4 separate regions of the Homo sapiens genome follow, and regions 1, 2 and 3 are each linked to region 4. A link is a loop called in an ENCODE intact Hi-C map of the cell type or tissue named here. Cell type or tissue: mammary epithelial cell. All regions are shown on one strand. Links, peaks and the distances in the headings refer to the core of each region. The heading gives the core; the rest is flanking DNA.

Evidence for each region. A loop is a pair of places that touch in the nucleus more often than their neighbours do. Peaks named below come from ENCODE experiments on the same cell type or tissue, not always from the same donor. Only the 100,000 strongest peaks of a DNase experiment are listed, where the experiment ranks them.
Region 1: it touches region 4 in a loop (2.0-fold over the local background); 48 of 110 quality-filtered maps call a loop at or near these places.
Region 2: a loop joins it to region 4, with 3 times the contacts of the local background. A loop is called at or near these places in 11 of 110 quality-filtered maps.
Region 3: it touches region 4 in a loop (5-fold over the local background); 20 of 110 quality-filtered maps call a loop at or near these places.

Annotation. Positions count from the first base shown.
Region 1 is chr1:168,141,603-168,149,262 of GRCh38, reverse strand. No RefSeq gene overlaps it. Among named protein-coding and RNA genes, the nearest start is that of GPR161, 8.5 kb to the right of the region's middle. In mammary epithelial cell, for the core only: a CTCF peak has its summit at 3,277; a DNase peak (open chromatin) is centred at 3,262.
Region 2 is chr1:167,596,820-167,604,479 of GRCh38, reverse strand. No RefSeq gene overlaps it. Among named protein-coding and RNA genes, the nearest start is that of RCSD1, 30 kb to the left of the region's middle. RefSeq lists an enhancer at 2,714-2,863. In mammary epithelial cell, for the core only: a CTCF peak has its summit at 4,240 (motif pointing left); a DNase peak (open chromatin) is centred at 4,109.
Region 3 is chr1:168,318,778-168,326,437 of GRCh38, reverse strand. No RefSeq gene overlaps it. Among named protein-coding and RNA genes, the nearest start is that of TBX19, 42 kb to the right of the region's middle. RefSeq lists an enhancer at 5,153-5,447. In mammary epithelial cell, for the core only: a CTCF peak has its summit at 4,338 (motif pointing right); DNase peaks (open chromatin) are centred at 4,347 and 5,267; H3K27ac peaks cover 297 bases.
Region 4 is chr1:168,079,196-168,086,855 of GRCh38, reverse strand. GPR161 (G protein-coupled receptor 161) reads left to right here. Exons shown (of 6, transcript NM_001375883.1): 6 at 1,060-7,314. The coding sequence ends at 1,325. Among named protein-coding and RNA genes, the nearest start is that of GPR161, 54 kb to the left of the region's middle. RefSeq lists an enhancer at 819-1,319 and a silencer at 4,271-4,565. In mammary epithelial cell, for the core only: CTCF peaks have their summits at 1,923 (motif pointing left) and 4,409 (motif pointing right); DNase peaks (open chromatin) are centred at 4,425 and 5,275; H3K27ac peaks cover 1,112 bases.

The sequences.
Region 1 (7,660 bases), core at 948-5,947, 63 kb before region 4:
CCATCCCTATTTTAGAGCTGGAGAAACCAGAGCTTAGAGGGGTCAAATATCTTACTTAATATCACAAGTAATAGAATCAAAACTCAAGCTCAAGAGCATCTGGCTGGAACATCTGAGTTCTTTTCACTACACCATATAAGGGAAGTAATGCTTCCCCACTAGAGTCCAGAGCAGCAGTTTCTTTTTTCCTTTCTCTTCAGACAAAAATCGAAAGCAAAACACTCTACATAATTACAGATTCCGTATTAAGTAACACATCTAAAAAGAAATTTACTCTTAGTATCATAAAAAATGAAATGAATTTTTACTCGTCTTTGTCACCTTCTAGAACTTTCCATTTGCACACTTAATTTTTACATATTTACCACAATATGAGGTAGAATTTATAGTCCACATTTTAAATTGCTATTATATTATACTATGTCACAGTCTCATTATTTTAATATATTCTATATATTGTATATATTATATGTAAATATATCATATTTACATATTTTTATTTCATACACACATCATTATGTTTCTATAGTCTTGGTACTCTTTTCCTTACAACATCCTTGCCCTCTCTTTGTGCCCACACCTCCCCATAAACAGAAACAATTAGAGTCTAGTGTGTATTTTCCCATACATTTCTTCATGGTCACACAATCATACAATAGCACAAGTATTGAGAAATTGGCCATTATTTGTTTCCTATATTTCTTACAATACATAGTTTGATACACTTATATACTCTTACAAAAGACATGTCTTAAGTTATTGCTGTACTTTCTTAACAATATACATTGTAAAAATCCTTCCAGGTCAATTGATATCACTTCAACTCTTTCTTGTTTAATAATACAATCTACTGTGTGGTTATTCTACAGTTTATTCAATCTTTCCTCTATAGATGGACATTTACGGCTCACTGCAGCCTCGACCTCCCAGGCTCAAGCCATTCTCCCACCTCAGCCTCCCAAGTAGCTGGACCACAGGCATGCACTACCACACCTGGCTAATTTTTGTATTTTTGATAGAAATGAGGTTTCACTATGTTGCCCAGGCTGGTCTCGAACTCCTGATCTCAAGTGACCCACCTGCCTTGGCCTCCCAAAGTGCTGGGATTACAGGTGTGAGCCACCGTGCCAGGTCTCATATATTTTTCTGTACTGGTGCTTTTCTTTCTTTTTTTTTTATTTTTATTATTATTTTTTTGGTTGTTTTTGTTTTTTGAGACGGGGTCTCGCTCTGTAGCCCAGGCTGGAGTGCAGTGGCGCAATCTCGGCTCACTGCAAGCTCCGCCTCCCAGGTTCGCGCCATTCTCCTGCCTCAGCCTCCTGAGGACTACAGGCGCCCGCCACCACGCCCAGCTAATTTTTTTTGTATTTTTAGTAGAGACGAGGTTTCACCGTGTTAGCCAGGATGGTCTCGATCTCCTGACCTCGTGATCCACCCGCCTCGGCCTCCCAAAGTGCTGGGATTACAGGCATGAGCCACCGCGCCCGGCCCTGGTGCTTTTATTTCTATGGGATAGAGTCCCAGGATTAGAATTTCTGGGTCGAAGGGTACATATTTGTTGTAATTTAATAGATATTGCCAATTGTCATGTTCATGCAAATATATACTTTTATTAACGGTGTAGGAGAGTGCAGCGTCCTAGTTCCAAATGCTAATCTGAGGACAATTCACCTCCGGAAACATCCATCTAGAGGTGTTGGAAGAGAACCAGGAATATGGATAGTTTCAAAGCTCTACATGTAGTTGTTTTGTTTGGTATGGTTTTTTTGAGATTGAGTCTCGCTCTGTCGCCCAGGCTAACGTGCAGTGGTTTGATCTCGGCTCACTGCAACCTCTAGCCTCCCAGTTTCAAGCAATTCTCTTGCCTCAGCCTTCTGAGTAGCTAGGATTATAGGCTCCCACCACCACACCCAACTAGTTTTTGTATCTTTAGTAGAGACAGGTTTTCACCATGTTGGCCAGGCTGGTCTCGAACTCCTGACCTCAAGTGATCCACCCGTCGTGGCCTCGCACTCGCAAAGTGCTGGGATTACAGGCGTGAGCCACTGCGCCCGGCCTCTACATGTTTTTTTATTTTTATTTTTTGAGTCTCTCTTGTTGCCCAGGCTGGAGTGCAATGGCACAATCTCGGCTCACTGCAACCTCCGCCTCCCAGGTTCAAGTGATTCTCCTGCCTCAGCCTCCCAAGTAGCTGGGACTACAGGCGCATGCCACCATGCCCCGCTAATTTTGTATTTTTAGTAGGGACGGAGTTTCGCCATATTGTCAGGCTGGTCTTCAACTCCTGAGCTCAGGTGATCCGCCCGCCTCGGCATTCCAAAGTGCTGGGATTACAGGCGAGAGCCACCGCACCCGGCTTCTACGTGTAGTTCTAATAGGTAATAGGGTTTGGGAGTCACAGGTTCACTTCACTGTAGGGTTTATCAACAGGGAGGAATAAAGGGCAGGGATCAGGAGAGCTGTTTGATGTGGATTCCCTTTTCCAAAGAGAGCTTAAATTTAAACTTTTTATCTTATCTCCAAATAACGTTATCAGCAAGACACCCAGACAGGACTGAGGAGAGAAAATATTACTCATTCAACCTTAAATGTACGCCTCATTACCCATCCACCCCACTGATAATAGTTAATTTTTTGTTGTTAGCGCAATTATATGGAAAAGCATTACCATCTGGGATGGAACATTTTAAATTCTGTTAAAACTATACCTTATGTGTGACATACGGCCACCATTCAAACGGAAATTGGAGCAATTTTTTCAGTAATCCTGTATTATTTTTCTGTAAAAATACTATTGTTTATATCAAAATACTTCAATGATTCTAATTTTTCTGCGTAAAGAAATTACTGCATTGTACTGGAGATTATTAAAAGTATTTATTTGCCAGAAGTAAATTTATTTGCTAGAAGTAAATATTGAATGTTTTAGAAGCCTCTATTGGCATTTCTCCTTTTTTCTTCTCTTTTCTGTCCTTTTCTCTCCCCACTTCCCTCTTCTCCTCCCACTTCTTCCTGTCCCTTCCTCTCCCCCAAACCCCCCACCCCCCCACCCTTCCCCGCCCCTCCCCTCCCCACCCCTCCCCGTCCCTCCCCACCCCTCCCCGTCCCTCCCCACCCCTCCCCGTCCTTCCCCACCCCTTCCCACCCCTTCCCACCCCTCACCGAGGCTGTCAGAGTCGGTGGAGGCCCTTTCGCTCTCTGAGAGGCTCTTGTTCACCAACCAGCAGCCAGGTCCACCTGGTCTTGGGACTGGGCTGCTGCAGTTCCACCATTGGCCACTAGGGGCCCTCTGCCTCCCCGGCCTAAGGGGAGAGGAAAAGAATGTCTTTTTACTTTTCTAACGTTCCTAGTAGAAATGAGTCTCATGGGTAGTTTCAAAAGAAAATTCTCAAATAAACCAGGGGAAAATAAAGCGAACTAAAGAAAAGAAGCTCCAAATAACAAACATAGTTTTCGACCTTAAGGTGACTAAAATCTACTCCTGGTTGTCTTGACTGACACAGCTAACTGGGCACAGCCTTCGTTCCTCTCTTTCCTCATTAGAGGAAGCACAAGGCACAGATAAAATTAAATTGACCGTGATACCAGGGTTAGAAGGAGCCTCGCTGCCTCTCAAAACTTAGTTGTTTAGCCAGCATCACCTCTCTTTACATGACCTTGGGGTCATTCTCCCAGCCCCTGCCCCTCCACCCTGGGAAGCTTTTCCTCTGCAACCATCCTGATCTCTGACTCCATCCACTGGTCCAAAGGGAAGATCTCCCAGGCTTCCTGCACCAGCCTGGGGGTGTTTCTTTAGCCCTCTCAGAGGACTCCGTGACCGTCCACACAGGAAGTTTGGTCTCTTCAGCCCCTTCCCTTGGAGTATCTGACCCTTAATCCGCATCTCACTGTGGGGTCACAACCATCAACAAGCCTGGGCACAGTCAGGATCAGAATCCAGGTCTTTGGACTCAACCCATGGACTGATGTTTACACCACAATCCCTCCTTCAAATGCATGACGTGATTTTAAAAAAAAAGGCAATGGCAGTAAGAACAGAAAGGTATGAATTTAATACACTAACAATAATAAAGGATCTTGAGTTCTAAAACTGAACAAATTAAGTGTGTAGAAAAATAAGTACACCTATGCCTTCTCAGGTGGTTCAGTTTTTACAGAAAAAAAAAAAAAGGATTTTCCCCAGCTTGCAGTGTACTCATTTTCAAAAACTCCGTTTTTCATGACAGTATACTTTCCATGTATCCTGGACTTAGATTCCATTGCTGGTCAACGTCAATGGCTAAAAGACAACTCAAAATTAGCACAGTAGCAAACTGACAATAGTGGAGAGAAAGCCTGCTCAGGGTGAAATCATAAGGTGGGCAGGAAAGTGATGGTAACATTTCTCAATCTGTCTCCTATTCCATTGGGTCATTCTCTTAGCTAGTGGTCAACTAAGTCAGGAATTGTTGCTTAAAGTTTAACATAGACATTTTTTGACTTTCTTTTCTGCTCAACATTCATCCACCATTGCAAGATTTATTTAAGAATACTTCCTAGATGGTGCTGAATACTTCCCATTACATTCCGTTCTTGTGTGATACTAAGATTGATCGGTTCTCCATCAACTATTCACTTAATGGTTTTAGTATACATTGATCACCATTGCCTGCAATAGTTATTTCATTAAGGGTTGCAAAATGGTGATTTTAAAATTCTGTTCTTCTTTGTGCATTTATTTGTTGGAATTTTTCTATTAAAAAGAACTTTCCCTAACTACTCTTTGGTCACACTGAATGCAATTCGTATAGGAAAAGTGGAATAAATGTTTGATTCCTTCCTTTTATTTACTAATTTTTCAGAGGAATGAATTGGTTGCCTAGCAATCACCAATGGTGACCAATTTTTTCAACTATAAACTCAAAGATTTTTCTATGTGGATATTATCTTAGTCAGTTTTCTGTTACTATAACTTAATACCTGAGCCTGGGTAACTTATAAAGATAGTGAATTGATTTCTTACAGTTATGGAGGCTGGGACATCCAAGGCCAAGAGGCTGCATCTTGCTGAAGGCATTCTTGCTGGCGGGGGCTCTCTGCAGAGTACTGAGGTGGCACAGGGCATCACATGATGAGGAGGGTGCATGAGAGAGAGCCATTGCAGACCTGGCTTCTTTAACAGACCCATTTTTGTTATAACTAACCCACTCCCATGATAACCTATTAATCTATTAATCCATTAATCCATTAATGAGTTAATCCATTCATGCGGGCAGAGTCCTTATGGCACAATCACCCCTTAAAGGCCTCACCTCTTAATACTGTTACATTAGGAATTAAGTTTCAACATGAGTTTTGGAGGATTCAAACATTCAAGCTTTAGCAGGTATGTTCCAATCCATTGCAACTCTTCTTTTTTTTAGAGATGTGGTCTCACTATATTGCCCAGGCTGCTCTTGAACTCCTGGCCTCAATTCTTCTACTTCAGCCTTCCAAAGTACTGGGATTACAGGCATGAACCACTGTGCCTGGCTTCTTATTCTTTTTGATGTTCAAATTGTCCCTTCAGATCAGCTCTTGTATCTTTTCAAAATGACCCCATTGGTCTTTGAAATCTCTTTTCTGGTACACAAAGATATTCCAGATTCATTTTATATGTTTTGTTTTTTTTTTTTAAAAAAAAGCATATAAAGTTCAGACCTGGAATAAGCCATTTCTGCAAGGAGCCTTAGTTCCTCTTAATGAGAAGTGGTATTTTAAGACTACGTCTGCTTGCTAGCAGTGTTCATTGCTACAGGAGTGCTCACTCCTTCTGTGTTCTCATTTCTTCTTGCCTTTTGAGTGGTTAGGGTTGGCAAACGCAAATTATTCTTTGCAGGTAGGTTTTTACTTACCTATACACTTTTATATTTTTTTCCTTGCGAAAAATCACAGGTCCCACAACATAAAGGTAATTACTTATTTGCTTTTTTCTATGTGTGTGTGTATTTTTTTCTTTTTTTGAGACGGAGTCTCGCTCTTTCTCCCAGGCTGGAGTGCAGTTGCACGATCTCGGCTCACTGCAAGCTCCGCTGCCTGGGTTCACGCCATTCTCCTGGCTCAGCCTCCGGAGTAGCTGAGACTACAGGTGCCCGCCACCACACCCGGCTAATTTTTTTTTGTATTTTTAGTAGAGACGGGGTTTCACTGTGTTAGCCAGGATGGTCTCGATCTCCTGACCTCAAGATCCGCCTGCCTCGGCCTCCCAAAGTGCTGGGATTACAGGCATGAGCCACCACGCCCGGCCTTTTTCTATGTATCTTAATTGTTTCAGACAACAATACCAGAGTACCACTGACATAAGAGAACTGAGTGAGATTGAGTTTTGTTTTTTTTTTGAGATTCTTTTTGTCCTAAGAACATATCCCACTAGGAAAGTGCCATCAAAATATTATATTCTAAACTCACTTGAAATTTTTGTTTTGAGCCGGAGTCTCACTCTGTTGCCCAGGCTGGAGTGCAGTGGCAGGATCTCAGCTCACTGCAACCTCCATCTCCTGGGTTCAAGCAATTCTCCTACCTCAGCCTCCCAAGTAACTGGGACTACAGGCATGAGCCACCATGCCTAGCTAATTTTTGTATTTTTTTTTTTAGTAGAGATGGGGTTTCGCCATGTTGGCCAGGCTGATCTCGAACACCTGACTTCAGGTGATCTGCCCACCTTGGCCTCCCAAAGTGCTGGGATTACAGGCATGAGCCACCGCACGCGGCCCAAAAATTTGTTTTTTAAAAACTTCTTTAAAAATGATTTTTCTTTTTCTTTAGAGACAAGGTCTTGCTATTTTGGCTAAGCTGGTCTTGAACTCCTGGGCTCAAATTATCCTCCCACCTCAGCCTCCCAAAGTGCTGGGATTATAGGCACGATCCATTGTGCCTGGCCCTGAAATTCTTTATATTGTTGTGGCAGAATTGGAAGATAGCTTGACAAAGATGCCCTTTCCTAATCCCCAGGACCTTTGAATATAATGAGATATCATTCCTAGGATTTTGTTGTTTGATACAGTTGACCTTACGACAGGGAATGTAGACCTGATGTATCACATGAATCCTTAAAAACAAAGAGCTCTCTCTGGCTGAAAGGGGAATTAAGAGGAAGCCAGAAAGGTCAGGGTATGAGAAGGATTTGACATGCCTTTGCTGACTTTGAAGATAAGGGGACCACATGAGGAAGAATTGCAGGCAGCCTCTGGGAGCAGAGGGTGGCCCCACTGCCAGCCAGCAAAGAAATGGGGGTTTCCATCCCACAGTGGCAAGAAACTAAATTCTGCTGGCAGCCTGAACAAGCTTGGAAGCAGAGTCCCCGCAAAAGCCTCCATATAAGAGCTCAGATTAGCCAGCACCTTCATTTTGGCATTCACATGAGCAGAAAACCCAACTGAGCCTGCCTGGACTTCTCTCTAAACTGTGAGATTAAAAAAAAATGAGTGTTTTGCCAGGTGTGGTGGGTCACACCTGTAATCCCAGTGACTCGAGAAGCTAAGGTAAGGGGATTGCTTGAGGCCAGGAGTTCAAGACCAGCCCAGACAACATAATAGAGTGTTTTAAGCTGCTAAATTTGTGGTAATCATTATGCAGTGACAGAAAACTAATAAAAGTTCATATGCCACCAACTTGATATTCATCCTAGTTTTTCTTCAGTTTT
Region 2 (7,660 bases), core at 1,232-6,231, 480 kb after region 4:
TCCTATTCTTTTTTCATGATTGTTCCACAGTCTTCTTTCCTAAGGACTATTATCAGATCCATATACCCATGTTAGTTAGAGTAAATGTTAGGCTTCTGTAACAAATAAACCCAAAATATAATGGCTTAAACTTAAGTTTATCTCTCTCACATAAAATTCCAGGTGAGTGGTTCAGAGCTGGTACACCACAAAATGTCTTGCTCAGCTCCTATCATCACATCTTGCATCCCTACCATCAAGATGGAGGAGAACATGCAACTTCTTTTTAAGAGTCTGGCCTTGAGGATTGCACATATCACCTCTACTTATATCTCATGTTGTCCCAAACAATGACATGAACAATTGTAGCTGCAAGGGAAGTTGGGAAATAGAGTCTTTATCTGAGTTTCCATGTACACAGTAAAAAAACTTCTGTTGCTATAGAAAAGAGAAAAAAATTGGGGAGAACATAGAGGAGCCACTACTATAATAATTTTGGAACACTCTTACATGAATTGATAGGCCATTTATGTTTTCTTTAAGAAGTCTGGGCCAGGCGTGGTGGCTCATACCTGTAATCCCAGCACTTTGGGAGGCCAAGGCAGGCGGATCACCTGAGGTCAGGAGTTCAAGACCAGCCTGGCCAACATGGTGAAACCTTGTCTCTACTAAAACTACAAAAATTAGCCGGGCATGATGGCAGGTGCCTGTAATCCCAGCTACTTGGGAGGCTGAGATGGGAGAATTGCTTGAACCCGGGAGGCGGAGCTTGCAGTGAGCTGAGATTGTACCACTGCACTAAAGCCTGGGCGACAGAGCGAGACTTCATCTCAAAAAAAAAAAAAAAAAAAAAAAAGTCTGGATTATGTGGCTTAGAGCCACAACTCTGCTACTTAGATGTGATCTTGGCAAGTTGTGTAACTTCTCTGAATCTCAGATTTTTCCTCTGTACAATGAAGTGATGAAATTAGCCTACCTACCAAGCTCGGATATTGGAAGGCCCAAATAAACTCATGTCTTTGAATGCTGCATGTAAGCTGCAAGGTCCCATGAAAAGTGAAGTGCTACAGCATTGGGCCACCCAGAGGGGGGTTTTTGTTTTTGTTTGTGTGTTTGTTAAGCATTTGGTGCTGGTTCCTCAGCTTGGTTTAGGGTGAAAACCACATATCCAAGTCTTCTGTATGGTATTTCCACTCTCAAGGGAATACTTTAGCACATCCTATTCACTTCTACTGGTTAGCCTGCCTCTCTCCCCAGAGCCCTGCCACTCTTGTGGGCTCCCATCCTTCCCTTGGGTGCAAGTCACTGCCAACCCACCCCGACTGGCCACTTCTGATCCCTAATCACAAGTGGGTAATAAAGGCCCCGAAACTTACTCCTCCCGGAGTGGATTTGGGTGGAGGGCCCCGAAACAGGCCCTGCAGGAAGGAGCCCAGGAAACGGCCCCCGGCAATGCTAATCTGAGCGTTTTTCCCCAAGCATATGCAACAAACCTCAAAAGGCCACCTCGGCATGCTTTCACACCCCTAGTTGAGATTGTATGACAGTCAGCAGTGTGTGTTAGTTACAGCAGGACCAGTTGTTATCTATTAGCCTCTAAGCTCCTTAAGGAAAGAAGGAAATAAACCTTTTCTCAGCATCTATTATGCCTTAGGCTCATAAACAATGTGCCAGCATTTATTCCTCACCCAACCTCACTGCCAGGAGGAATTATGACCTCCTTCTTGGTAGATGAGGAGTAAGAGGTTGAAAGAGTACCTTGTTCAGTACCAGACAGTCATCAAGTGAAGGTGGCAAGATTTGAATCCAGGATCTGATGCCAAGTCTGGCTCCCTCCTATGACACCGTGATTAATCTGTACTGTAGTTGAGTGTGAAAAGGTGGAAACTATGTGTTCAGCCATTGTACCTTCCCTTGAGCACTAACACGATTTCATGCCAGCAGGGCCTCAAAAGGATTAAAGAGAATGGCATTTTTCACCATTTTATCTCTGACAGTGCACAGCACAGTTCCTGATACGTGAAACAGGTCATTATGATATTTATTGGACATACCGAAATTGTTGGACTGATATTTTTTAAAAAATCATAGCTGTATTTATTCATTCCAAGAGCTGAAGGTGAAAGTGCCTTGCAAAGCCTTCCTGGGAGTAAGGTTGTCAGGCAGATAAAACAAGCTAGTGAAATCAGGGAAAAGATTTCCTGGACACAACTGTTCATGCCAGGCTTCCTGGCGGAACCACAGCAGGAGTTAACCAAGGGTCTACTGTGGTTATTGCCTGAGCCACACTCACAGCCATGAATCTGTGGCAAAAGCAGATGGCACTTCCGGCAGACATCCCCCAGAGGAGAGAATTTTCCATGAGGCCTGTGTATGGCAGCCAGCCATCCTGGGTTTCCTGGCATGGTCCAATTTCCCATCTTTTGTCTCAAAGTCCTTAGAAGGACATATGTATGGGGTGGGTAAAGTCCTGCTCTTAGTTATTTAATTTATTTATTTTTACAGGCAGCCTCTCAAACCAGAGTAGGCTCAGAGAGACTCCTGAGTCCTGCTTTTGAATTTGGAAAATATGGTTATAGCAGGCACGTGGAAAGTGCCTTTTATTGCCTCCCACCTGCAGATCAAAGGCAGAGGGGCCGGCCTGCCCAGGTCAGCCTGTTTCACCCGGGAAAGGGAGGGCCATCTGCTCCAGTCAGGAAGCCCTGGGGAGCCTTCTAATAGAGGAAGCCCACCAGGGCCAGAGCAGGGCTGTGTCCTAAGAATTCAACAGTCCCCGAAAAGTCCAAGAAAGTGGTAACAGGAAAGAAGCAACAGCAGAAGCAGAAACTGCTCTTTTGATCTCATTGCGCAAAGGAAGGAGGTGACCCAAGGCCTCTTGTGACACACACAGAAGCACATAGAAGTATATTTGGGGAAGTGTGTGAGAGCTCTCCCCAAAGATGTCTTCAGATTAGAGGTCAACCCTGGGTGGCTGCCCTGGGGCAAGCTGGGATGCTCTTGTGGTTCAGCTCTTTCCACACTCAGACGGGGTCACTGCTGGGTAACAATATGCCTAGCAAGCACAGGTAAACCAAGCCAAAAGCCTATTTGTTTTCTAGGATCAGTCTGTTAACCCCTCAACTCCCAGCCCAGCCAGGCAGGTCCCTATGGGTTAAGCTTTGTGCTAGGCCTCAGGAGACCTTGGGTCTCATCCCGATCCCCTAAACAGCTCTGAAGCCTGGGGCACATCACTTTTTTCCTCTGACCTCAGCATTCTCACCGGTTCAGTTAAGGAATCAAGAAGGCTAACAGAAGTTTAGAGGGCTTACCGCACACTGGCTGATCACTTTGCCCTGAAGTGATTCAACACTAAAAAAGCTCGAAAGTGTTAGTTTTCTTCAGTTTGGTAAAATCTGTGTGATTCTACACATCCTATTCATTCATTCGCTTGCTTAAACTTGTCCTGAGCATCACTATACATCAGCACTGCTAAGTAACAAACACTATTAGTGTCTCCTTATTGAGTTCCAACTAAGTGTCAGGCGCTTTAGATAGATTACCCCCACTTAATCTTCCTCACAGATCTGTGAGGCAATACCTCCATTTTTATTTATTTACTTTTCTTTTTTGAGACAGGGCTTTACTCTGTCACCCAGACTAGAGTACAGTAATGCAGTCATAGCTCACTGCAGCCTTGACCTCCCAGGCTCAGTTGACCCTCCCGTCTCAGCCTCCCAAGTAGCTGGGAGTACAGGTATGTGCCACCATGCCCAGCTAATTTTTATATTTTTTTGTAGAGATGGTGTTTCACCATGTTACCCAGGTTGGTCTCAACTCCTGAGCTCAAGCAGTCTGCCCACCTTGGCCTCTCAAAGTGCTGGGATTACAGGCGTGAGCCACTGTGCTCAGCAATACCTCCATCATTAGAGCAAGAAAAGGTTAAGCAGCTTGCTCTAGGTCATTCATCTTTCATTCTCAGTCAGTCTCCAAAGCTGGTGTTTTAATACACTAGTTCTATCCCTGCAGAGCTAAATGAGATGAGGTCATCCTCATTTCAAGGAAGTTCCAGCTAGCAACCCTGTGGTCAGAAGGCCAGGTTGCAGCCCCGAGAGTCCTGGCATTGTTCATAGGGTACATTAGGACATGTCACACTTGGAAAACCTGGCGAGCCTAGAACACATAGCAAACCATTTTTCTCTGCATGTTCCTAGCCACGGTTCTGCAGACCTAGCTTCCCACATGAATATTCTTTCTGTACCATGAATATTACAAACTACAGAAATAGTGCCCTCATGTGTCAGGAGCACAACGCACCTTTGAACTCTGGAGAAAGGCACATTTTAAACAATCTTAAAACTATGAAACACTTTTGTTTTTGCTTCTTTTGTTTGTTTTCGCTTTTGCTTTCTATGTCTTTGAAGCATGCTGGGAAGAAATGATGAAAAATTGCTAAATCTGCAGAACTCCACCCAGAGGCAAATTACTAAGTACCAGGACCTGCAGGAGAAACTAAAGGGAAGTAATCTTGGAATAGTTGGTATTCTATGAATTGTGCATCTGTGGATTCAACCAACTGCGGATCAAAATTGTGTGAGAAAAAAATTCCACAAAGTTTCAAAAAGCAAAACTTGAATTTGCATGCACTGAGTACTACATTGAATCCAGGCAAATGAAGTGATGTGTAAGCATTGCATTAGGTAGTCCAGATGTGATTTAAAGTATTTGGGAGGATATGTGTACATTATATGCAAATACGATGCCATTTTTTTTTTTTTTTTTTTTTGAGACGGAGTTTCGCTCTGTCGCACAGGCTGGAGTGCAGTGGCGCGATCTCGACTCACTGCAAGCTCCGCCTCCCGGGTTCACGCCATTCTCCTGCCTCAGCCTCCCGTGTAGCTGGGACTACAGGCACACGCCACCATGCCCGGCTAATTTTTGTATTTTTAGTAGAGACGGGGTTTCACCGTGTTAGCCAGGATGGTCTCGATCTCCTGACCTCGTGATCCGCCCGTCTCGGCCTCCCAAAGTGCTGGGATTACAGGCGTGAGCCACCGTGCCCGGCCGATGCCATTTTATATAAGGGACTTGGGCATTGATACGGTTTGGCTGTGTCCCCACCCAAATCTCAACTTGAATTCTATCTCCCAGAATTCCTACATGTTGTGGGAGGGAACCAGGAGGAGGTAATTGAATCATGGGGGCTGGTCTTTCTCATGCTATTCTCGTGATAGTGAATAAGTTTCACAAGATCTGATGGGTTTATTAGGGGTTTCTGCTTTTGCTTCTTCTTCTTCTCTCTTGCTGCCGCCATGTAAAAGGCGACTTTTGCCCTCTGCCATGATTCTGAGGCCTCCCCAGCCATGTGGAACTGTAAATCCATTAAACCTCTTTTTCTTCCTAGTTTTGGGTATGTCTTCATCAGCAGCATGAAAATGGACTAATACAGTAAATTGGTACCAGTAGAGTGGGGCGTTGCTGAAAAGATACTCAGCAAATGTGGAAAATGTGGAAGCAACTTTGGAACTGGGTAACAGGCAGAGGTTGAAACAGTTTGGAGGGCTCAGAAGAAGCCAGGAAAATGTGGGAAGGCTTGAAACTTCCTGGAGACTTGTTGAATGGCTTTGCCCAAAATACTGATAGCAATATGAAAAATAAAATCCAGGCTGAGGTGGCCTCAGATGGAGATGAGGAACTTTTTGGGAACTGGAGCAAAGGTGACTCTTGTATGTCTTAGCAAACAGACTGGTGGCATTTTGCCTCTGCCCTAGAGATTTGTGGAACTTTGAACTTGAGAGAGATGATTTAGGGTATCTGGTGGAAGAAATTTCTAAGCAGCAAAGCATTTAAGAGGTGACTTGGGTGCTGTTAAAGGCATTCAGTTTTAAAAGGGAAACAGAGCATAAAAGTTCAGAAAATTTGGAGCCTGACTATGGAATAGAAAAGAAAAACCCATTTTCTGAGGAGAAATTTAAGCCAGCTGCAGAAATTTGCATAAGTAGCAAGAGCCTAACGTTAATCCCCACGACCATGGGGAAAATGTCTCCAAGGCATGTCAGAGGTCTTCACTGCAGCCCCTCCCATCACAGGTCCGGAGGCCCAGGAGAGAAAGTGGTTTTGTGGGCCAAGCCCAGGGTCCCCGTGCTGTGTGCAGCCTAGGGACTTGGTTCCCTGTGTCCCAGCTGCTCCAGCCATGGCTGAAAGGGACCAACATAGAGTTCAGGCTGTGGCTTCAGAGGGTGAAAGCCCTAAGCCTTGGCAGCTTCCATGTGGTATTGAGTTTGCAGGTACACAGAAGTCAAGAATTGAGGTTTGGGAACCTTCGCCTAGATTTCAGAAGATGTACGGAAATGCCTGGATGCCCAGGAAAAAGTTTGCTGCAGGGGCAGGGCCCTCATGGAGAGCCTCTGCTAGAGCAGCGCAGAAGGGAAATGTGGGGCTGGAGCCCCCAAATAGAGTCCCTACTGGGGCACTGCTTAGTGGAGCTGTGAGAAGAGGGCCACTGTCCTCCAGACCCCAGAATGGTAGATCACTGACAGCTTGCACCATGTGTGTGGAAAAACTGCAGATACTCAACGCCAGCCTGTGAAAGCAGCCAGAAGGGAGGCTGTTACAGAGGCAAAGCTGCCCAAGACCATGGGAACCCACCTCTTGCATCAGCATGACCTGGTTGTGAGACGTGGAGTCAAAGCAGAGCATTTTGGAGCTTTAGAATTTGACTGCCCCACTGGGTTTCAGACTTGCATGGGCCCTGTAACCCCTTTGTTTTGCCCAATTTCTCCCATTTGGAATGGCTGTATTTACCTAATACCTGTACCCCGATTGTATCTAGGAAGTAACTAGCTTGCTTTTGATTTTACAGGCTCATAGGTGGAAGGGACTTGCCTTGTCTCAAATGATACTTTCGACTGTGGAATTTTGGGTTAATGCTGAAAGGAGTTAAGACTTTCGGAGACTGTTGGGAAGGCATGATTGGTTTTGAAATGTGAGGACATGAGATTTGGAGGGGCCAGGTGCAGAATGATATGGTTTGGCTGTGTCCCCACCCAAATCTCAATTTGAATTGTGTCTCCCAGAATTCCCCCATGTTGTGGGAGGGAACCAGGGGGAGGTAATTGAATCGTGGAGGCTGGTCTTTCCCTTGCTGTTCTCGTGATAGTGAATAAGTCTCATGGATCTGATGGGTTTATCAGCGGTTTCTGCTTTTGCTTCTTCCTCTCCTCTCTTGCCGCCATCATGTAAGAAATGTCTTTCACCCTCCGCCATGATTTCAACCTCCCAGCCATGTGGAACTGTAAGTCCAATTAAACATCTTTTTCTTCCCAGTCTCAAGTATGTCTTTATCAGCAGAGTGGAATCGGACTAATACAGGCATCCATGGATTTTGGTATCTGCTGGGAATCCTGGAATCAATCCCCCATGGATACCCAGGGATGACTATACTCTCATGCATGCTGAGGGGAGCTGATGTCCTGTGCTAGCCTGGAAAGTCTAGAAATTTTGTTTCAAGGGATATGATGAGGAAAATATATGTAATAACAATAATAATCAGAAAATGGTCCTTACTTCTTTACCATGTTTGTTTTTTCTTTTATACTTTCTTTTCCATGTCTTTTATTATTTTCCCTTCATTTGCTTTTTTCCCTTCCTCTCTCTACGCTTCCTATCAACTTTTAGAAATAGTTATGTTGGCCGGGCACGGTGG
Region 3 (7,660 bases), core at 1,643-6,642, 240 kb before region 4:
CACTCAGTCAGGATTGAGACTAAGCATAGCACAGCCTTTTCACAGGACTTGCAATGTCTATAGAGCATAAATTGGTGGGAGGGAAGATGAAAGTTGTACTTGCTTTTGTATTTGGATAAAAACAAGAATGTAAGCATCACTCCATGGGGACCCAGTACTGGGGAGATGCTTTTCTACCCTGGTACCTTTTAAGTGCATTACACTGAAATATTTATGCATGTTGCATTGCAAATAAAAGGAATCAACTAAATGCTAAACTCATAACATGATTAATTTATTGGACATCTATGGTCCTGTACCTCCAGTAATCACAGAAAGTCTTCAAACAACAAATAACTCTTTAAAAAAAAAAAAAAGATAAAATAATGAGGTCAGCAGGAATAATTGGATACTCTGTAAAGGTCAGAAACATGATATCAGAATAAAGGAAAGAGAGTTTAGTTCAGTTCAGAAACACTCACTGAGCCTCTACAATGTAATGGGCATTTGTGTAAGTTGCCAGAAATACAAAGATGAAGGAGACACAGGGCCTGTCCTTGGGGAGCTTCAGCCAGTGAAGGAGAAAGATGCCTAAAAATATAAAACTGAGGCAGTTACAAAAATCAAGACCTTCAGATGTCTACATTGTCAATTGACCTTGGGAAAGACCACCAACTGATACAAGAAGAATTATGTGGAAGGTTCTCCATTTTTGTCTAGGCTCTAGGAGGAAGAAAAATTGTTCCTTGATAGTTTAAAATCTCAAACTGAGATCTCAAATTTAGGGGTGGATAGTTTAAAATCTTGAACTTGAGACTGGATTTAGCACTGGTTCAACATGTGGAGACAAGAAAACCCCAAGGTAAGAAATTAACATTAAAATTGGTCCTGATCTGATCTGGTAGATTGTTTTGTTTTGTTTTGTTTTTTTCAAAAATGGCCATAAGAACATTTCCCATGCCACATGCTCTTCTTACGAAATCCCTTTGACATATCTGCTATCAAAAGATGGAGTCCACTTTCCCTCACCCTTGAATCTGGGTGAGCTGCAACCATGACAGAAGTGATACCCTATGCCTTCCAAGGCTAGGTAATAAAAGGTAAGACAGATTTTTCTGGCTCTCTTCTGGATGCTCACTGTTAGAACCCAGCCCCATGCCATGAGCCCAGTCACTTCAAGAGGACACATGTAGGCTGTAGGCATTCCAGCCAACAGTTCTAGCTGAGGTCCCAGATAACATTCAGTGTCAACCACCAGACATGTGAGTGAAGGAGGCTTTATATGACTCAGCCCCCAGGCTTTGGTTCTTCTCAGCTAGGGTCCCAGGTACCACGGAGTAGAGACCAGCCGTCCCTACTGTGCCCTTTTTGAAGTTTTGTCCAGTAGACTCCATGAGCTAATTAAATGGTGGTTTTGTGTCACTACACTTGAGGGGGTTAGTTATGCAGCAATAGCAGCTAGAACAAATGGTGATACGTCAGAGGTACAGAATGAAAGCAAATATAAGCCATTCTGAAAAAACACTCATGACTCAAATCACAGGCAATGAGAGAGACAGAGACAGAGAGAGAAATCCTCCAACGAAGATGAGCTACCCATCAAAAGTACAAATATACAATAAGAAATCATTCATGAGTGTGAGTCAATAGACACAATAAACTGCAGAATTAGATCCCAAGAACTTTGAATAATAGTATGATAATCAGACCAGCATATAAAATGAGTATATTTACAATTATTTAAATTTTTTAAAAAACAACAAGCAGTTGTAAAACTTAGGAATAGTTTCACTGCTGCAAATAACACAAAACCCAAAATAATTTACTTTAAGATAGAAGGTTATTTTGTCCTATGAAAACAAATCCCAGAAGTAAGAAGTCTAGGGCTGATATGATAACTCAAAGAGTATGGTGAACTCATAGTCCTTCTATCTTGTGGCTTCTACCTCATAGTTCAAGATAATTTGATTCTCAAATTGTGGCTTCTACCTCATGGTTCAAGATAACTGCTCAAGTTCTAATTATTACATCTGCATTCCGCCAACAAGCAAAGGGAATCCAGGCTAAGAAGTTCTCAACCCTCCCTTTAAGAGCACTTCCTGGAAGTCACACCGTATTGGAGCACATTATTTGTGGCTTCAGCTTTTTCACAGGACTTTCAATGTCTACAGAGGATAAATGTGAGGGAGGGAGGAAGGATAGAATTTGTATGCTCTTGGGTCTTTGCATAAAAACAAGAATGTAAATATCACCCCATGGAGGCACAGAACTGGGAAGATGCTTTTCTACCCTGGTACATTTTAAGTGGATTACACTGAATTATTTACACGGACAGTTTGCTTATACTCTGTACTGGGTTGAATAGTGTCCCTCAAAATTCATATCCACCCAGAAACTCAGAATTTGACCTTTCTGGAAATAACATATTTGCAGGTATAATTAGTTAAAATGAGATCACACTGGATTAAGATGGGCCTTAATCCAGTGACTAGTGTCTTTATAAAAAGAGGAAACAGACAGACACACAGGGAGAACACCAGGTGATAATGGAGGCAGAGATTGGAGTACGGCATCTACAAGCCATGGAATGCCAAAATTGCCAGCAGCCACCATAAGGCAGGAAAAGGCATGGAAATAGCACACACATCTGTAGGAGAGGCTGGGAGGTGCCTTGATTCTATGTTGCCAGAAATGACATAACAATTACATTCATTTAGTACCAATGTTTGTTAGCTATATACTCTGATTGCCTTTTCATACAGTGATTTTTGTAATATTATTTTCCATAGAGAAACTAGAAAAGTAATTTAGTCTATCTCTAAAATGACTAATCAAGATTTAACGTGGTGGGATTTGGGGGTATTAATATTTTAGAACGGTTTCTTTCCATGTCACAAGCAGTTGTTGCTAATTTCATGTATATTTCTAAAATTGTCAAATTTAGGGAGACTTGTATTAAGTTTCTTTTATATCCGAGACATTACAAGTGTATTTGCTGCTTATGGTGTTGCTAAGGGTTTCTGCCTTACAAACACAGGACTTCTAATACATACATTTTTAGAACGCCTATCAAAAAGAGAAATAAAGTATGGTGTATTGCCAGACATGGTGGCTCACATCTGTAATCCCAGCACTTTGGGAGGCCGAGGTGAAAGAATTACTTAAGCCCAGGAGTTTGAGACCAGCCTGGTCAACATCATGAGATCCTCATCTCTACGAAAAATAAAAAAGATTAGTTGGGCGTGGTGGGACACATGATGTAGCTTTGTAACACAGGGTGATAGCAAGATTGGAAACTTATTTATTACTGCTTACATTGTAAATTGATGCAACCAGTTTAGAGAACAATTGAACAATACCTGCAAAAGTTGAGCTACACGTATTCTAAGTCTGGGATTCTACTTGGAGGTATCTACCCTGCAGAAACTCTCATGTATGTTCACCAGAGAAATGTACAAGGATGTTCATTGCGGCACTGTTATATTAGATAGGAGTTCTAGAGTACTAGAGCACTGTTGACTATAGTTAACAGTATTATATAGTTTCAAATAGCTAAAAAGAGGATACTGAACATTCCCAACGCAAAGGAATGATAAATGTCTGAGATGATGAATATACTGATTATTCTGATTTGATCATTTTACCTTGTACGTATCAAAACATCACTGTGTACCCCATACATATGTACAATTATTATTCATCATTTAGAAAATAAAATTAAAAAATAAATAAATCTCTACTCACCCAGGCCCTTACACAGTGGCATTTCTAGAACCTTATTTCCTTTTGCCAACGGAGCCTCCATTCCAGGCTTCCTCTCTTTGGCTCCAAAACTCACAAAGGAGCCTAAAGTTGGTCTTTGGATACACAAAAGATTCACCTATATTTCAAAATAAATTCTAACTTATTTTGTTAGACATAAGTGAACAGCTGTCTAAGGTATTTTAAGGTATTATATATTAGTATCTCTGCAAGACAGTACTTTGGTAAGTTATAAGAGGTGGTCATTTCTCAATCTGCTAGAACTTTAGGCTATTGTGACTTAAAGTATTTTCTCAGTTGGGGTGCAAGGCTTATTACTGTGATTTTCATTTCTGGCTACAGGAGGGATGTAGCAGTTGAGACTGAGAGAAGGAAGTGGTAGGGTTAAATTGAAAAGTATTTCTGAGGTAGCAGAGACCAGGCTTAGTGGCTAATCAAATGTGGCAAATGAAAGAAAGAGACTTAAGTACCTGGGTAAATGGTGATGTCATTCATCTACCATCATCTATAATGGGTAATATAGAAAGAGAAGCCATTATTGAGTTTTAGGTGTGTTGACATTGAGGCACCCATAGGACACAGAGTGGAAATGTCCTGTAGGTGGTAGTGTAGTATACATGGAATCCAGAATCAAGAGAAGAGGTCTAGCTGGAGAATATTTATAAGCTCTTAGCACTTACATAGAAACTTAGAGTTATGAGCTGAGCATATCATTCGAAGAACATATAGAGCAGTAGATTTTAATTTTGGGGGGATGATGGATCCCACTGGAAATCTAATAAAAGCTATGGATCCCTTCCCCTCACTTTTTCTCTTCACCTCCCAAAAATTACCCTAAGTGTATATAAAATTCTGCGTATACCAAAGACCTTACTTATGAAGTTGCTGATGTCTCAGGTTTATGTACAACTCTGAGAACATTCAAGAAAGTGCTGCCTGGCTCACACTTGTAATCCCAGCACTGTGGGAGGCCAAGGCAGGTGTATCACCTGAAGTCAGGAGTTTGAGACCAGCCTAGCCAACATGGTGAAACCCCATGGTGTATTTTTAGTCTCCACTAAAAATACAAAAAATTAGCCGGGCATGGTAGAGCACATCTGTGATCCCAGCTACTTGGGAGGCTGAGGCAGGAGAATCACTTGAACCCTGGAGGCAGAGGTTGCAGTGAGCTGAGATCACACCACTGCACTCCTGCCTGGGTGACAGAGCCCAGGCTGCCTCAAAAAAAAAAAAGAAAAAGAAAGAAAGAAAAAAGTGCTCCCCAAGCCCTTATTCTACCCTTATCCCACGTATAGTGTAACCTCTCTGGACTTATGAGGCACTAGCCCACATGGAAAGAGATCAGGGCACTGGAAGAACGCTTTGCTTTCTCTACTTCCTATCTCCTCCCTATGTAAACCCATTGATGAGGTTCCTACCTCTTAAACAACAGTTAAATAATTGATCCTGGGCAATGTCATCACCACACCCCCAGGACCTCCTTTGGAACGCCTAATGTCTGAACTGATGAGTAAGCCCTATCCCTGTGTTTCAGAGTGCTGTGAGCCTGCATGACTCACCAACTCTGATTCTTGATCTGTTTTGTGAACTCCCACTAGTTCTGGGCCATGCTCTGGGCCTTGAGTTTTACAATAACTTTAAAGATGAAAATCTTAAAATCACATGCCAAAAAAAAAAGTGAGAGACAGAGATCACATGCTATTTTCCTAGGTCTCAGATCATAGCCAAGTATTTGGCGGGGTACATTTGATTGGGCTGGGAGAGATAAACAGGATTGTCTACGATGAAATAAAACAGCTGCTTTTACTGCAACCAATGCTTCTAGCTGCTCTACATAACAGTTTGCCTTCTGTAAATAATTGTGCTAAACAATAGACCCACCTACAAGATGCTAAGAAAAGTGCAACCGTAGGAATTTAAGGCCAGCTGTTAGCTTTTCTACTCTCTCTGCTCATCTCTGCCCTATCTCTTTTCAGAAAAATATTCATTCCCCATGTGGTCAACACAGCAGGATTCTGGACTCCACAAGTACGCGTCCAATGTTACAGGTTGACCAACTCATCCTGGGAAAATCCAGGCTGTCTCCATTTTAAATTGAAATGGAAATTTTATTGGAAATAAATGGAAATTAATGGAAAGTTTATTCCATTTAAATTGAAATTTTAAATTGAAATGCCTATATCCCAGGAAGCCCCTCAGTCTGAGGCACTGACAAGAAAGTATCAATGGTCCCTATATCTTATCCTCTCTGCAGAGCAAGAAATTTATGGCATCATCTTGCTGGTAACTGACTTGGCAGCAGGCTGACCAAACAGTAGCATAACTTACACATACGGGCTCCCAATTCAAAGTCTAATCAATCATTATAAAGATTACAAAGTCCTTCTCCCTTTCATCACATTTGTGAACTTTAAAACTGCAAAGTTAAGTCTTGGATTTCTGAATGCTTTGGCTACAACACATTTTTGTTTTGTTGTCAATAAGTGCACTTTTTTAAATGTCTATCCTAAAATCAATCACCTCAATACCAATCAATATTTGCCAGGCTTCATTAGATTTTGAGATCACATTGCTCTTAATCAAATTATAATGTGCTCTTACCCACATTCTCCTTCTCCAGGAAATTCAGACTTTCACCAGAATCTGCCCCAAAAGGTTTCTGGAAATGCCCTAGAGATGCTATCCAGTCCTTGGAAGACCAGCAATCTGCCACTAGGCCCCAGATGGTCCCTGGCCCATGAAGCCCTGCTCATTCCACGATCTCCCTGTCTCCCGCTTTCCCACGCCCTACGCCCAGCCTCCTCCCAAGTGTGAACACAGACTCTTTTCCCTAATCGCCACCGCAGCCCTGGGAATCTGATGTAAATGTAACAGGAAACCAAGGGGAAGTGCCAGCTGAGTAACGTAACTGCTCCTGCTTGGGACAATCCTCAGTACAGGGTGACATTGGGTTGTGAATGGGAACAAAAACTTCATCGTCAGGTAGGTCTGAATTCTGCCCCTACTAGTTGTGTTACACTGAAAACCCCATCTACGCTGTCTGAGCTGGCTCCCTCCATCTGTAAGACGAGGAAAATGATAGATAGTATCTATCCCATACGAAAACTCATACATGAATGTTCAAAAAGTGGAAACATCCCAAATGCCCATCAGCTGATGAATGGATAAAAAAGATGTGGCTGTATTTATCAATGGAATATTACTTGGCAGAAAAAGGAATGCAGTACTGATATACGCCACAGCATCAAGGATCCTCTAAGTGAAAGAAGCTAGTCACAAAAGACCATACATCACATGACTCCAGCCAAATGAAGTGTCCAGAATGGGAAATCTATAGAGAAAGAAAGGAGATAAGTGGCTGCCTAGGGGAGGGGGTGGAGGTGAGTAGGAAGGAAGTGGGCAGTGACTATTAATGGGTATAAGCTTTCTTTGTAGGGTGACAAAAATGTTCTAAAATTAGATTATGGTTATGGGCACACAACTCTGTAAATATACTAGAAAAGTCCAATGAATTTCCCCTTTAAATAGGCTGTGTAAATTATATATCAATAAAGCTATTAAAAATAATAATCTGTCTGGGCCCGGCGGTTCATGCCTGTAATCGCAGCAATTTGGGAGGCCGAGGCGCGTGGATCACCAGAGGTCAGGAGTTTGAGACCAGCCTGACCAACATGGTGAAACCCTATCTCTACAAAAATACAAAAAAATTAGCCAAGCATGACGGTGAGCGCCTGTAATCCCACCTACTCGGGAGGCTGAGGCAGGAGAATTGCTTGAACCCAGCAGGCAGAGGTTGCAGCGAGCCAAGATCGTGCCGCTGCACTCCAGCCTAGGCAACAGAGCAAGACTCTGTCTCAAACAAACAAATAACAACAAAAAAAAACTTTTCTAAAGAAATACGATCTTATAAAGACACAAC
Region 4 (7,660 bases), core at 1,827-6,826:
TCTCCACACCCCTCCCTGAGTTCAGAATGAATGGAGAGGTTGTTACAGAGGTCAGAGGTGGAAAACAGTTCATTCGCTTCACTGGCAAAGCAGATTATAGAACAGAGCTTGGGCCAGCAGCCTCATGGGCTTTATAATATATTGCCTTTCTATAGGAAAAAATGAACTAAATGCTCCCCAACCCCCCAGCCCACGTAGGGCCACACTTGCCCCATCAGTCCTGCTTTGTGAGTGTGGCAGCTCCAAAGGCACCCTCCAGGTGGTGCAAGAGCAAGGCACTGCCAGGGGGTCCTCCCCTGCCATGAGTGAGTGGCAGGGCAGAGAGTGGCTGGAGGTCCCTCCAGTCTTTCCCTCTTGGAGAGTGGGGTACAGGTTGCCTACTTTCCAGAAAATGTAAGGAGGAGAGGATAAATTGTTCCCCTGAAATGTCCAGAGAAAATAGGCAATGAGTTAATAATAACAGGGAACAGGGTGTGAAATTGAAGGGCTCCCCCCTCTCACTTCTGTTCGTTTTAGTTTAGGGCTCCTAATCCTGGGAGGGGGCTTGAACCTGTAATGTCACGTCCAACCTTGAGGTTCTGCATGGGGAATCTCTGAGCAAATATGGAGAGGAGAGAGATGACATTAGGGTTTGTGGAAGTTTTGTTACACTGCTTCAGGGAGCTCAAAGACCAGAATACTCTTTCAAAGATGTAAAAATGTTGATTAGCATTAGTAGAAAGTATTTATCAAGTCTTTTCTATGGGCCAGACATAGGCCAAACATCTTAGAAAGAATTATCTCCTTTAGTTATCACAGTAACTTCTTGGAGTAAGAGGTATCTTAATATCTTCTCTTTACAGATGAGGAAACTGAGGCTAGATTAGATACTTTTTCCAAGATTTCCCAGGTAGGAAGTCAGGGAGTCAGCTTTTGGTCTAGGAATGGAACTTTGAAACCCACGCCCTTAACTGCGGTTTGTCTCCCTCCCCGGGGTGGTGGAGCAGCAGCAGGCTTGTCCCCAAGGTAGTCCCCAGGCCTGGCTCCTCAGCTGACTTTTTTTTCTGCCTTCTCCCTCAGAAGCTGCCAAGAACTCGATTCTTCATGTGAAAGCTGAAGTACACAAGTCCTTGGACAGTTACGCAGCAAGCTTGGCCAAAGCCATTGAGGCCGAAGCCAAAATCAACTTATTTGGGGAGGAGGCTTTGCCAGGGGTCTTGGTTACAGCACGGACTGTCCCGGGGGGCGGCTTCGGGGGCCGCCGAGGCAGCAGAACTCTTGTGAGCCAGAGGCTGCAGTTGCAGAGCATCGAAGAAGGAGATGTTTTAGCTGCCGAGCAGAGATGAGGGCCTCAGGGTGCCGTGGGGCTGCAGCCTGAGAGGCTGGCCCGGGGAGGAGTTCCCATCACCGCCTGTGCCGCGGCCTTGGGAGCATGTCACTGTGTACAGCTGGCCACACACAGGGAAGGAGCAGCATCTGGTATGCAGCCACCAGGACAAGGACTGAAAATAATGTCTACAGTCCACAGCTTCAGCATTTCCAGAGACCACATGTGAGCTTCTTTTAGGTCCCAGTGATGGGACCAGAAGCATCTAAAGCAAAAAAAAAACCAAAAAAAAATCTAGAGATGTGGCTGTGGCTTTTTGGGAGGTGGGGCATGGGAGGACCAGAGACGAAGGGCTTGGAAGGAGACCCCCACATGCATCATTTCCTCCTCTTCACAGTGTGCTGGGAGTCCAGCCGTGCACTGTGCCAGATGCCTCAGGAGGAGAACCCTCCCCAGTGTACTGTGAAGGATGACACAGCACTTCTTCCTAATGACACGCGACCGTCCTGGTGCCTCTACATGGTTGATGCGGGCAGTGTGGGACCCTCAGTTCTAGGACTGGTCCGCAGAGAAAGCACCCAGGAGCAGAGCGCTTCGGAGCGGTCCTCAGTGGCGCCACCTGCTGGTGCTAATAGGGACAGCCACAGGCCTCTTGCAGACTGGCCCACCCTGCCTACTTCCCTACTGACAAGTTCTTTGGTATTTCAAAAGGGAGAAACCACTATAAAAGACAAGAGGAAGGGCAGGTACTAGGTGTTTCATTTCCAGAATTAAAAAAAAAATCCATTTAAGACGTACCACTGTTTTACCGGACTGAATGGGACTGTAGTGCCAAGCACAGCCAGGAAATAGAGAAACTGTTATTATGGAAGGGAATTTGTTCACATGGGAAAGCCTCATTAAATAGATTCTATGTGTGATGTTTGAGTGACCAATGAAAATAGCTGGCCTCAGTTCTGCATGGCACACTCCCAAGAGCAACAGTTACTATTATCACAAGCCTGGTATAAATAAGATAGAAGCAGCCCTGGACCCACAGCCAGCAACCTGGGTTATTGGCCCAGCTCTGTCTTTGTGTGCACATGTCATTTGGACATCTTGTCACCTTTCTAGGTCCTCTGTAAAGTGGGAAAACAGAGTGGAGTTGGATTGAATGGTCTCCAAGATCATTTCCAGCTCTGACCTTTGGTGTTCTCAGGATTTGTAAAGCAGAGATAGGTAAAACACAAAAGCAGACCCACGGACCGACCTTTGTATAACTTTGGAGTGTGGTTGCTCATGCACATGTGAAGTGCAGGCAGATCAAGGTTCTGTGGCTTTGTCTGCCCTGTCCATTAGAGCACAATCTGGATAGAATGCCAGCCACCAAGATGCATGAGGGGCAGGGTCACCATCTCAGAAGGGGAAGCACAGGAATGTGATTGGGATGGTTAAACCTCTCTTCTCCTCCCTTTGTGCTGGAACAGCAGTTGAAGTTTGGTCCTGGAGTAATTGCTGTGATGACTTGGGAAGCCACTGATCTCCTCTTGCGTCTGCCCTTGGCCTGCATCATGACTAAATAAGTTCAGGACTTCTCTGCTTTGGTTGGCAGAAGGTAGATTCCAAGGAGATCTTGCTGGTTGCTGAGAGGCAGCTGTTCTAGAAAGTGAATTACCCTTGTGGTTTTTTCTTTGGGGCCCAGCTAGCTCCTGGTGAGGTTGTGTTTTTGTGTTGTGTGGCAGAAACCAATGGTTAGCTGGTCCCCTGGTCTGCAGTTTGTAAAAGACCTTTCATGAGGCCTGGAGTCTTGCTACCTGTGGTGATTGAACTCAACTATTCTGGGTCACCTGGATGCCAGGCGCTGGCCTAGCTTCTGGATGGGAGTGGGAAGGAGCAGAGGGCAGGTTCACCTGTGCAGGTCAGACACTCTGCTTCCATCACTGGATGGCATTCCTACGTCTGCGTGTGGTTCACGTTTTCTATATATATTCCCTGTATATATTTTTTTCTAGCACTTGTCTACTTTCTGAAGGGACCATATTCCTGATCAACTAGTGTGCACAGAGGTGGAACAGGGCAGAGAGACCTTTATCTCTAGGATGGGTTGCTGGTTAGGTGTAGGCATTCTTGAGTGCAGCAGCTTGGCTTTGAAACGCAAGGGTTGGAGAATGTTCCCCTGACTGTACTAGACTGGGCTCTAGGGAAAGAATCCTGAGACAGCCCCCCACTCCCCCACTGACCCCACACTAGCTGGGCTATTATAGAATTTAATCTAAATCTAGAAATACTGCATTTCACAAAATGATTCACTGTGTTTCCCTTTTTTTACTGAGGTCCAATTCATTTAGTCGTCTACCAGACACTGCACATCCAGTGTATGCGAAGCACCAGGCTAGGCTCTGTAGGCAATACCACTAAAGTGTGCACTCTGATTTAGGGAGCAGGACCTGTGGATACCGATTCTAATAACTAGCAAAGTCAAGTCGTGGTTATAGAAAGAAGTGTGGCTTCAGAGGGAGGTGGGTATTTCCAAATATGGAGTTAGGGATGGCTCCATGAGGTAAGTGACAGTTTGAGCTAAGTCTTGAAGGATGCTTGGCAGCTAGAACCATATTTTCCATATTCAGGAATTCAAATTTGCCTTTATTCAGCTAGAGAGAAAGAGAGAAGGGGGTGTGGGGGAGAAGGAAAAGAGAATTTTCACACATTTTGAAGTTCCTGAGAGCATTTCTGAGGATATCTGCCGTTAGTGCAGAAGGTCGAAACCCCAAGTGCCCCCACTAAACCCAGGCTCTTTAGCTGTAAACTGCCATGCAGTGGCAGGCCTGCAGCCTTCCTGATGGGACCACATGGACAGTGGCACATGGGACATTTGGCTACTCGTTAGCTTAAACAACTCAGTCCTGTGTCTTCTGGTTTTGACAAGACCACATTTAGGACTGCTGCCCACCTCTGCCTCTTTCATTGAGATTTCCGCCTTATTGGGTCCCTGTGCTATGCCACAGATACCAGGTTTGGGGTTGTTTTGACCCAGAAGGCATTGGGAGTCCCACATTACAGAGCACACACACAGCTCAACACAGCCATTTCCCTGGCCAGAGGCACCAAGACTGAAGTTCAGGCCCTTAGACACTAGGTGGCAGCGGTGTGGCTGTGCAGAGCCAAGGATGAACCTGAGAGCTTGTTTGCCTCTGGCTGGGCACTCTTGTTTTGAATTCCTTTGCCCTTATCGTGTAGTCCACGGCCTTGGTGACCAAGGACCACCTGGCTAGCCTGCTTACATGCATGACCCCATCCAGGTTCACAGGTATTGCCACTGAGTGATCTTAGGTAGATCACTGCTCCTGGAGAAGCAGAGTTGAGGAGTGTAAGACAAGGGCCATCTAGTGCCAATGTTCCTTGATTCTTATTTGAGGAGCTACTATGTGGTCTTTCTGTAAACAAGTGAACAACCAATGAGACTAAATATTTGCAATAGATAGGCTAAGGAATTTGGGTTGAGACAGGAGACGGAGGAAAAATGCTTTGATACAATGACAGATGGTTAGTCTCTTCAGATTTCCCTGAATATTTTCCATCCCGACAATATGCCTCTTAGATACTTGCAGATTAGACATGTCTCTGGATGGACCACAAGATACATTCACAACATGTGTTCAGCCTTGAGCCCTGGCTGTGTCCTGTCTGGAAGGAACTGAGGATGATGTGGCTATAAAGAGGAGGCAGTGAGCTGGCATGTGACTGCCTTCTGTGGGCCTGACCTGTTTGACATTTGAGGGCCTATGATGTGCTAGGTGCTGTGTTAGGTACTTCCAAATGCTTTATCTCATTTTACCCCAGTGCAAGTGTGATATAGTGAGGATGGTGAAGACGTGGGTATGGTTAAGTCATGAGTTCAGATCCCGTGCTTCCAATTACATGGGTGTTTTCAAACAAGTCACTACTTATGAGTTTCCTCATCTGTGAAGGGAAGTTTAGTCATCTGTTTCAATGTGGAGACACACAGGATTGAGGGAGTCCTCCGTCACAGGGTGACTGTCTGGATTCTATGAGGAAATACTTGGAAAGCATGCAGCACAATGCCTGGGGTGCAGCTGAAGCTGAGCCACTGGTGTTTCTTCACAGTATCTCTGTGGGGAGGGTGTATTATTCCTTTTTATAGGGATCTCTATAATGAAGTGAGAATCTTGAAAATATAAGTGTTATCCTAGATGGGAGGTGTTAAAGGTTTTTGCCTTGGGAATTTTGTCATATTTGTTGCACAGCAAGGAAGGACTTTCAGAAAAGCAGGGATGTGGTGAGGAAGAGCAGGCAATAGAGAGCAGGGAGGAAAGGCTAAGTAGCATCTGGAACTTGAGAAGTCTAAGGGAGCCAAAATGAGATTTTCTATTAAAAATGTCTATCCTCAGCCGGGCGTGGTAGCTCACGCCTGTAATCCCAGCACTTTGGGGGGTCGAGATGGGCAGATCACCTGAGGTCAGGAGTTCGAGACCAGCCTGACCAATATGGAGAAACCCCGTCTCTACTAAAAATACAAAATTAGTTGCGCGTGGTGGTGGGCGCCTGTAATCCCAGCTACTCAGGAGCCTGAGGCAGGAGAATCACTTAAACCCAGGAGGCGGAGGTTGCAGTGAGCCGAGATCGCGCCATTGCACTCCAGCCTGGGCAACAAGAGCGAAACCCCGCCTAAAAAAAGAAAAAAAAGAAAAAGTCTATCCTCTATGCTACTGGCCTGTTTGTACAAAGATAAAATCATTCTAATTTGTCCGGAATGACTATCAAAGATGATCAAATCCCCAGGGCCTGGTGTAACGTTCCAAATCATAGCACAAATACAGCTTGACCTTCCTTACAGTCCAGAAAGGACATTCTCCCTGAGAAATGCCCTTGGTTGCTGAGGACAGCTCTGTCCTGTAGTGACAGAGTGACTGCCTGGCTGTGGCTCTTGGGTTCACAGAATCCCTAATCCTCCAAGCCCCTAAGAGGCAGGGCAGGGATGCTACCCACAATATATGCAGAACCCCAGATGGAGCCTGTGGGAGAGAGAGGAAATTACCGTCTTCACTGTAGGCAAAGGAGAATGGCTGTGATTAGCCATATATGCCTATAAGAAGGAGCAGAGCCATACTGTCCTTGTGGGTTGGGAGAGGGGACACAGAATCCAGGGCAATTGTCTGAGGTCTCAAAGTAAGTTAAGCCAGAGTCAAAGCCAAACTCCAAGTCTTGGCCAAGGGGATGAGAAAAGCAAGGAGCTAGTCTTATAGGTCAAGGAAGATGAGGTATAGTTAAGAGTCATCAGTATCACAGAACAGGCCAGCAGGGCTTTATTAGGTATGTAGAACTATTATAAACCAAGGATCTTGGGAGATATTAATATCTGCTGGCCAGACCTAAAAAAAACTGAAGGCCCAAGGAAAGTGACTGGACTCACTGGAAAGTATCTAACAAATACTTTGGATTCCAAAGTATTTCCAATACCTTGAAGATTCCTTTGAAAACATCAAAGCACAAACTCAAATCTGCACAAGATTACAAAAGCACAATTTTGGTGTTATTTTTAGAATGCAATACACAAAGCTATGTTCATTTCTCTCAGCAAGCATTTTCCTGGGTAGTAGTAATAGCTTAGGAATCAAATGCCACTTTTGTTTTTCCTTTTTTCACTAGTTTGAAATACCACAAATCACAGGTGAGTCAGTCCTCCCAGAGGAAAAGACAGTCCTAGGGAGAATCACAGGCCTGGCAGACAAGACCACACTGAGAGCAGTAGAAGGAACCTGCATGCTTAAGGGACAGAGGACTGTGTTGTGTTCTCATAATAGACCGCTGGATGAAGAAGTGGTTAAAAACCAACCCTCGAAAAACAAAAATCCCTGGCTAATCCTGAAATATATTTAACTTGAAGTCTTTGGATGATTTTTTTAAGGTTAAAAAAAAGTTTAGGATTATTATAAATCAATATTTATAAATAAGCAACAATGTATTTGGAATTTTTGTTTACCTGATTAAATATGTTTTTGGTATGTGTATACTGTGGAAATGGTGAATTTGTACTTGGACTTGTGGTCTGTGGACTTTGTTGGGTGCCTCTGCCTTTCTCCCATTTTCTGCAGCCATATCCCTATTGTCAACCTCCCTTCCCATGGGCTAAAGCGAGGGAGACTGAGCAGAAAGGGGTGGATTACTGCAGAATTGGTGGGGGAGTGCCCATACCAGAGTCACCTGCAAATACTCATCCATGCATTTTCATAAATTCCTCCAAGGCAATTAAATTCAGATAACTGTTTAAATGACCTACTTCTCACCATGCCCAAGAAACACTCTTAACCCAGAGTTTTTATGGGAGCTATGCCCTGTCTATCCATCTACAGATGT